2 separate regions of the Homo sapiens genome follow, and region 1 is linked to region 2. A link is a contact called in ENCODE Hi-C or POLR2A ChIA-PET data. All regions are on one chromosome and are shown on one strand. Each heading gives the region's core, a stretch centred on a gene start or an enhancer-like site at or near the end of the contact. The rest is flanking DNA. Distances are from core to core; before and after follow the strand shown.

Evidence for each region. Hi-C counts contacts between places; a loop is a spot of excess contacts on that map. ChIA-PET counts read pairs that join two places held with the same protein, here RNA polymerase II (POLR2A). Pooled maps may share reads with other maps.
Region 1: POLR2A ChIA-PET joins it to region 2 with 15 read pairs in Panc1. The contact joins the promoter of OTOP3 here to the promoter of FADS6 in region 2. A Hi-C loop is called at or near these places in 1 of 168 maps with a recorded cell type or tissue (transverse colon) and 1 of 50 pooled maps. POLR2A ChIA-PET finds 5 or more read pairs at or near these places in 6 of 52 experiments (H1, K562, OCI-LY7 and 3 more).

Annotation. Positions count from the first base shown.
Region 1 is chr17:74,934,540-74,937,777 of GRCh38, reverse strand. OTOP3 (otopetrin 3) reads right to left here and starts at 1,880. Exons shown (of 7, transcript NM_001272005.2): 1 at 1,838-1,880. The coding sequence starts at 1,856.
Region 2 is chr17:74,892,037-74,894,980 of GRCh38, reverse strand. FADS6 (fatty acid desaturase 6) reads left to right here and starts at 1,348. Exons shown (of 6, transcript NM_178128.6): 1 at 1,348-1,629; 2 at 2,292-2,458. The coding sequence starts at 1,386.

The sequences.
Region 1 (3,238 bases), core at 631-3,130, 42 kb before region 2:
TCCAGGACAGAGACCGGGTCCTGCTTAACTTGGACCCCCCAAACCTAGTGCAGATGTGACATTCACCCAGTGATTGCCCACTGACTCTGGCATCTTTTGGGAAATTTTCAGCACCAGAGCTGTGGACAGAGACCCTTCCCATTAAACTCTTTCCGGGCTGGCTGGGGAGGAGACTCCCGATGATCTTTATCTTTCCCTCCTAAGCTCCCCCACCCAAATTGAGCAAGGCTGGGGCTCACCGGGATGTCTCCCTGCTCCATATATCCCAACTGTAACTGCTCTACTTCACCTTCCCCAAAACCTGCACCCTCTCCTCCAGCCCCCAAGCAGGGTAGATTAATGATCAAGTGCTCAGATTCCAGCACTTATTACCTCTGTCATCTTAGACTACTGAGACTACTACAGAGAGCTACTTAGACTCTGTGCCTGAGTGTTGTCATCTGCAAAACTGATATACAACTATGGAATAGTAGCTGGTGCATAGTAGATGCTCAATAAAGACTTCCGGAACGAGGCTGGCTGCAGTGGCTCACGCCTGTAATTCCAGCACTTTGGGAGGCTGAGGTGAGCGGATCCCTTGAGCCCAGGAGTTGGAGACCAGCCTGGGGAACATGGCAAAACCCTGTCTCTACAAAAAATACCAAACAATTAGCCAGGTGTAGTGGCATGCACCTGTAGTCCCAGCTACTCGGGAGGCTGATGTGGGAGGATTGCTTCAGCCTGGGAGGCTGAGGCTGCAGTGAGCTGTGATCGCCACAGTGAACTCCAGCCTGAGGGACAGAGTTAGACCCTGTCTCAAAAAAAAAAAAAAAAAAAGGGTGGGGGGGTGATGAATGCCGAATAGGGGCTTTGTCAGAATGACATGATTTAATACATGCACGAAGCACGGGCAGAGAGTAATGCCGGCAATGCCTGGCACCTGGAAAACTCAGTGTTGGCTATCTCTGCATTTCCTTCCAGTTCTTTTGAGGTCCTGGAGAGCTGGGAAGGGTCGGGATTACTGGTGAAATTTCAAGGGTGAATTTTATTCAGACTGGAGGCCTGGAGGGGACACTGGGGGACAAGGTTCCAGGTTCCCTTCCTCTGGGGTCTTTGCCCTGACAGTATCCCCCGTCTCCCACCCTGAAGTCCAGCCCTCCAAAGGCCGCTGGCGTGAGCCTTCAAAGGAGCGAATTTGGTCCCGGGCTGGGCAGGGGGCAGGAGTGGGCATTTAGGGGTCTCGGGCAGAAGGCTGGGGCAAGGGCACCTGGAACTGACAAGCAGTACTCTGCCGCCCCCTGGCACGCCCCTGGGCGCGACGCCAGTCCAAGGGAGGGCCGGGACACTGGACTGGTTTGTGGGTCTCGGCTGGATTGGCGATGAAAGCCGCGGAGCCGTCGGGCCCGGCGCCCGGCCCAGCAGCGCAGGGCCGGCTCCGAGGAGGCTGCTGAGTGCGGGCGCCCTCGGGATTTCCTTCCGAGCCATTTTAGGGACTGCGGGGCCGGGGCAGCCGCTTCCTGCGTGCCCCAGACCGGGCGTCCAGACAGCCCCAACCAACCTCACACCCCAGGCCTCCGCGCTTTCTGCTGTGTGGACCCGGCCGGGAGGAGTCGCGCCCTGAGGCCCTCTGTGCTCCCCGGGTCCACGGAAAGGAGTAGGGGCGCGGAGCGCGGGTTGCGGGGCGGGTGGAGGGGCCGGCCTCAGATTAAAGGGAGTTCACCTCTCCACAGTCACCCCGCTTTCCCGTTCCAATCCCTGCAGCCCCTACTTGTGAACCCCCCTTTTGGGGGGGTGGGTAGTATGTGCCAGTGTCTGGGGTGCGCAAGCTGGGAAAGTTCCGCCGGCGCTCCGGGCTTACCTGAGGCCGGGAGAGGCATCGCCGTGGGCTAACCACCGACTGCGGGCGCTGAGCGGATCGTCCGTCCAGGTGAGACCGATGCCCGCGACGCCCTCCCCCAGCGGGACTGCGCAGCCGCCGCTCGGGCTCCGCGGCCCATCGATTTTTCTGTTGACTTTGGAAATCTCATTAATCCCTCGTTAATTACCCTCCCGGGGGCTCGGACCCAGAGGGTGCAGCCAATTGCGAGGCAGCTGGACAAGCGGGCGGGGCTGAGGGCTGTGCAGGCGCGGGCCTGCAGGGTCTCCAACTCGCAGCCCGCCCTCGGATGGGGTGGAGAGGGGTGCAGTGTTCTTAGGTCCGCAGTAAAGAGCTTGCGGAATTCAGGCCTCGTTTTCCTTTGGTGATCAAGCTGGGAATGGACGCCCTCCCTCCAGGCCTGGAGTCGCTTTTTCCTGTACCCTACCTAGCCCCAGGCCTGGAGGCCGCCTAGCAGGACCCTGTGTTTCCCTTAAGTCAAACCTGAACTTGGTGGGGAGAGTTGGAGCACAGCCCCATTCTGACAGGGGAGGAGGCCTCCTCAGCTCCACCTGCGGCCTCTGAGAACTACTCACCTCCTTCTGCTGACAGGGTCCAGGCACACTTTCCTCAAAGTCCCCTGAGCTCCCAGTGCTGCTGTTCCCATGATCTCCCCCAAATGCCATCTGCTCCATGGGTCCCGCCCAGCCCTCCCTCTCCCAGCCCTTCCCCTCCCTCTGCCTCTGCATGCTCACCACCACCTTTCACTCTTCTAACTGTGGAGCCTCCTTCCCATCTCTCTGCTGTCTTCCCTCCTAAGCATCTCTATACCCTTTGTAGAGTAGAAACCCTAGGGCTTAGGGGAAACTCCTCGGGGACCTCCTGGGGCAGGGGGAAGTCAAGTGGTGAGGATCTGAGACTCCCAACTCCTTTTAAATTAGAACTGCCTTGTTTATATCTTTTTTGTTTGTTTGTTTTTGTTTTTGTTTTAGACAGGCTGGAGTGCAGTGGCATGATCTCGGCTCACTGCAACCTTTGCCTCCTGGGTTCAAGTGATTCTCCTGCCTCAGCCTCCTGAGTAGCTGGGATTACAGGCGCACGCCACCATGCCCGGCTACTTTTTGTATTTTTTAGTAGAAACAGAGTTTCGCCATGTTGGCCAGGCTGGTCTCGAACTCCTGACCTCAAGTGATCTGCCTGCCTCGGCCTCCCAAAGTGCTGGGATTACAAGCGTGAGGCACTGCACACAGCCTATATCTATGTTATAAACTTGTGTTCCTGTAATATTTTATTTGAAGGGAAAAATGTTCTGCTTGAAAACAAAGTTTGAAAATTATTGTTCTTAGCAGAAAGGCTCTGGATTTTTTGCAGGTGTGTGACCTTGGGCAAGTCACTTTACCTCTC
Region 2 (2,944 bases), core at 99-2,598:
GTGTGCCTGTAGTCCCAAGCTACTCAGGAGGCTGAGGGGGAGGATCACTTGAGCCTAGGAAATCGAGGCTGCAGTGAGCTGTGATTGTGCCACTGCACTCCAGCCTGAGTGATAGAGCGAGACCCTGTTTCTAAACAAAGAGAGAAAAAAAAGAATTCCTGAAGGAAAACACCAGGAAGGAGTCAAAAGGAATCAATGTCATTAGGATCCCTGACTGTCTCTCCCTTACCCCACCCACCCAACTTCTCTTTCCTAGGGGTCTCCTGCTAAAGATGCCACTGTCCTCACCATACCAGATCCCTTAAGTCATGAAACTGGGAGTAAGTAAAACAAAAAAGAAAAGAGAAAGGGTATTCAGAAGCAGGGAAGAGGAGTTTGTAGAGGACAGAGGCTTATCCCCTGAGGACCAAGGCCATCTCCAGCAGTGCGGGGTGGGGGCCTGGGCTGATGGGAAGGGGATGTGACAGGTGTGGCTCCCACATCTCAGAGGGCTTGGCTGAGGCCCTGGCCCTGGGTTCAGGCCTGGGCGCTCTTGAGGGAGTGGAATGGCAGCGGGACCCGGCTGGTCTGCCTGCCCACCCAGAATGATGACCTCCGGATGTGTATTCCCTGTAGCTACCCGTCTCACCCAAAACATTATTGGGCTGAAGAGCCAGCTCCCCTGGGTCACCTCTGCTGAAGCCATACTCAGAGGGGACCTCTCACTCCTTGACCCACGGGGAGGGGGAGTGGGGAGTCCTTGAACTTTCTGCCCTAGGAATTCCCAGATGTTTCTGTGCCAAGCATTGCCCTAGGTACTGAAGACAGAGCTTGGGCAAAACGAGGACGTCTCTACGGCACTGAGGGTCCGTCTGTTGGCAGAGACAGACGACAGCATGTGTCATGTGTGTCACGTACGAGGGGAGCTGCTCAGTGCCACTACGAATAGTCAGGGTCGAGGGAAGAGAATGCTCGGACAGATCTCAGGGACCGAGGGAACTCAGGGAGTTATTTGAGGTCGGAGGTCAGGGAAGGCCCTCGGGGCGGGGCGGGGGTGGGGGGTGTCTCCACTGGGGTCTCCGTGCCCCTGACGCCTCCGTCCCTACTACCTGGGCTGGGTCTCACCGCAGGGTCGCCTCCCCGCCTAGCCACTCTCAGCTCATCGGCCTGGCTCCTCCCTCCGCGGCGGTTCTGATGCCGCCTGCCAGGGTCGCGCGCCTGAGCCGGGCCTGGGTCGCCAGCGCCCGCAGCAGAGGAGCCAGGGTGTCTCGCACCTTGACCCCGGGGGCGGGTGTCCCCAGGCGGCGCGTGACTCCGCCCCGGCCCGCCCCGCCTCGCCTGCACCGCAGACACACGCCCCAGTCCTCCAGTCCTCCGTGCGCGTCGGGCCCGAGCCCACAGAGTCCATGGAACCCACGGAGCCGATGGAACCTACGGAGCCCATGGAACCTACGGAGCCCATGGAACCTACGGAGCCCATGGAACCTACGGAGCCCATGGAACCGGCGCGGAGCGCGCACCGTGGGGGCGAGGCGCTGCTGCGGGAGCTGGAGGTGCTGGTGCAGGACGTGGTGAGGACGAGCTCCTGGTGGGAGCGCCACGGCGTGGACTGCGCCATCCTCGCGCTCAGCCTCTTCGCCTTGCCGGCAGGTGAGGAACGCGGGGACCCGGCGTCCCGGCCGGGCTGCGGGTGGGGGCGGGGTGCGGCGGAGGTGGCGGCGCGGGGTCTGCAACAGCAGCCGTGGGAGTGCAGCCTGCGGAGTGGACTGGCGGCGGCAGGGAGGCGGAGGTGGTCGGGGCCCCGCACCCAAGGATGGAGGGTCACACCCCGAACCTGAGAGTCTGGACTGGGGTGTTCTGCCCTGTGTACCCTAGGAGGGGGCGCAGGAGGGTGGTGGAAGGGAAAGTTGAGAGGAGCGGGGGAGTGGCCGGGAGTGATGAGGTGCCCCCCCACCCCCGGGAAGGGAGACGGTGTTCTTTGGGGACCTAGGTGAGTGGGGAGGGGGTGGGAGTTTCCCCTGGACCCTTCCTGGTCTGGAACACCCATGGTACCTGAGGCCCCAACATTGCTTTGGCTGGGGGCCCAGGACCACGCACTGGAGAGTCAGGACCAGGCACGGGAGAGTCAGGACCGCTGGAGGGGCAGTCCTGGTTCCCCTCAGGCCACAGTGGGACCTGCCTCACTCCGGCCAGTGGCAGCCCCCAGAGCCTAGCCCACTTTAGCCTGGGCTCCCAGGGTAAGGGTTGAGGTATTTGGGCCCAGATCACCCAGAGCTAGAGAAAGACCCGTCTTCTTCCTCCTCTCCACGCAGGCTTCCTGTGCCTGCGCTGGGAGAATGCCCTGGTCTTTGCATCCGGCATCACCATCTTGGGTGTGTGCCACTACACACTCACTGTCAAGGGCAGCCACCTGGCCACTCATGGGGCCCTCACCGAGTCCAAACGCTGGAGCAAGATCTGGCTGCTTTTCTTTGTGGAGGTGAGCCTGGGAGAAGGAGGATGCAGGCAGCTGCTGGGACCGTGTGGCAGCCTCATTCTTCTGTTCGAGCATGCGGGTGTGTCCAGCTGTGCATGTGCCCACGGGGGCAGGCCGCTGCAGCTGATGGTATGCCGGTCCACTGGTGCAGTATGCACTACAGCGTGTCTGAGGACTTCTCCAAGCCCTTGAGCGGGTCTTTGCACCCCATGGGTAGAGAGTTGTAGGATGAGTATGCCGCTGTCTTGGCCCACAGTTACAACCAGTGGGGCCTCCAGATTTTGCAGTCAGGGTTTAAAATGTGACCCACAGACAGAAAGGGAGGGGGAGGAGGGGCCCAGTGTCCACAAGGGGCAGCGTCCTTACTCCGGATGATGCTCCTCTGATGCCTGGCCATGGCCTAGCCTTCCTGAGAAGCCCCCTGCTCCCCGGGGTCAGCTCCAGGAAGTACCCACCTCACCTGACCCTTGCCCTCCCTTCTTCCACCCC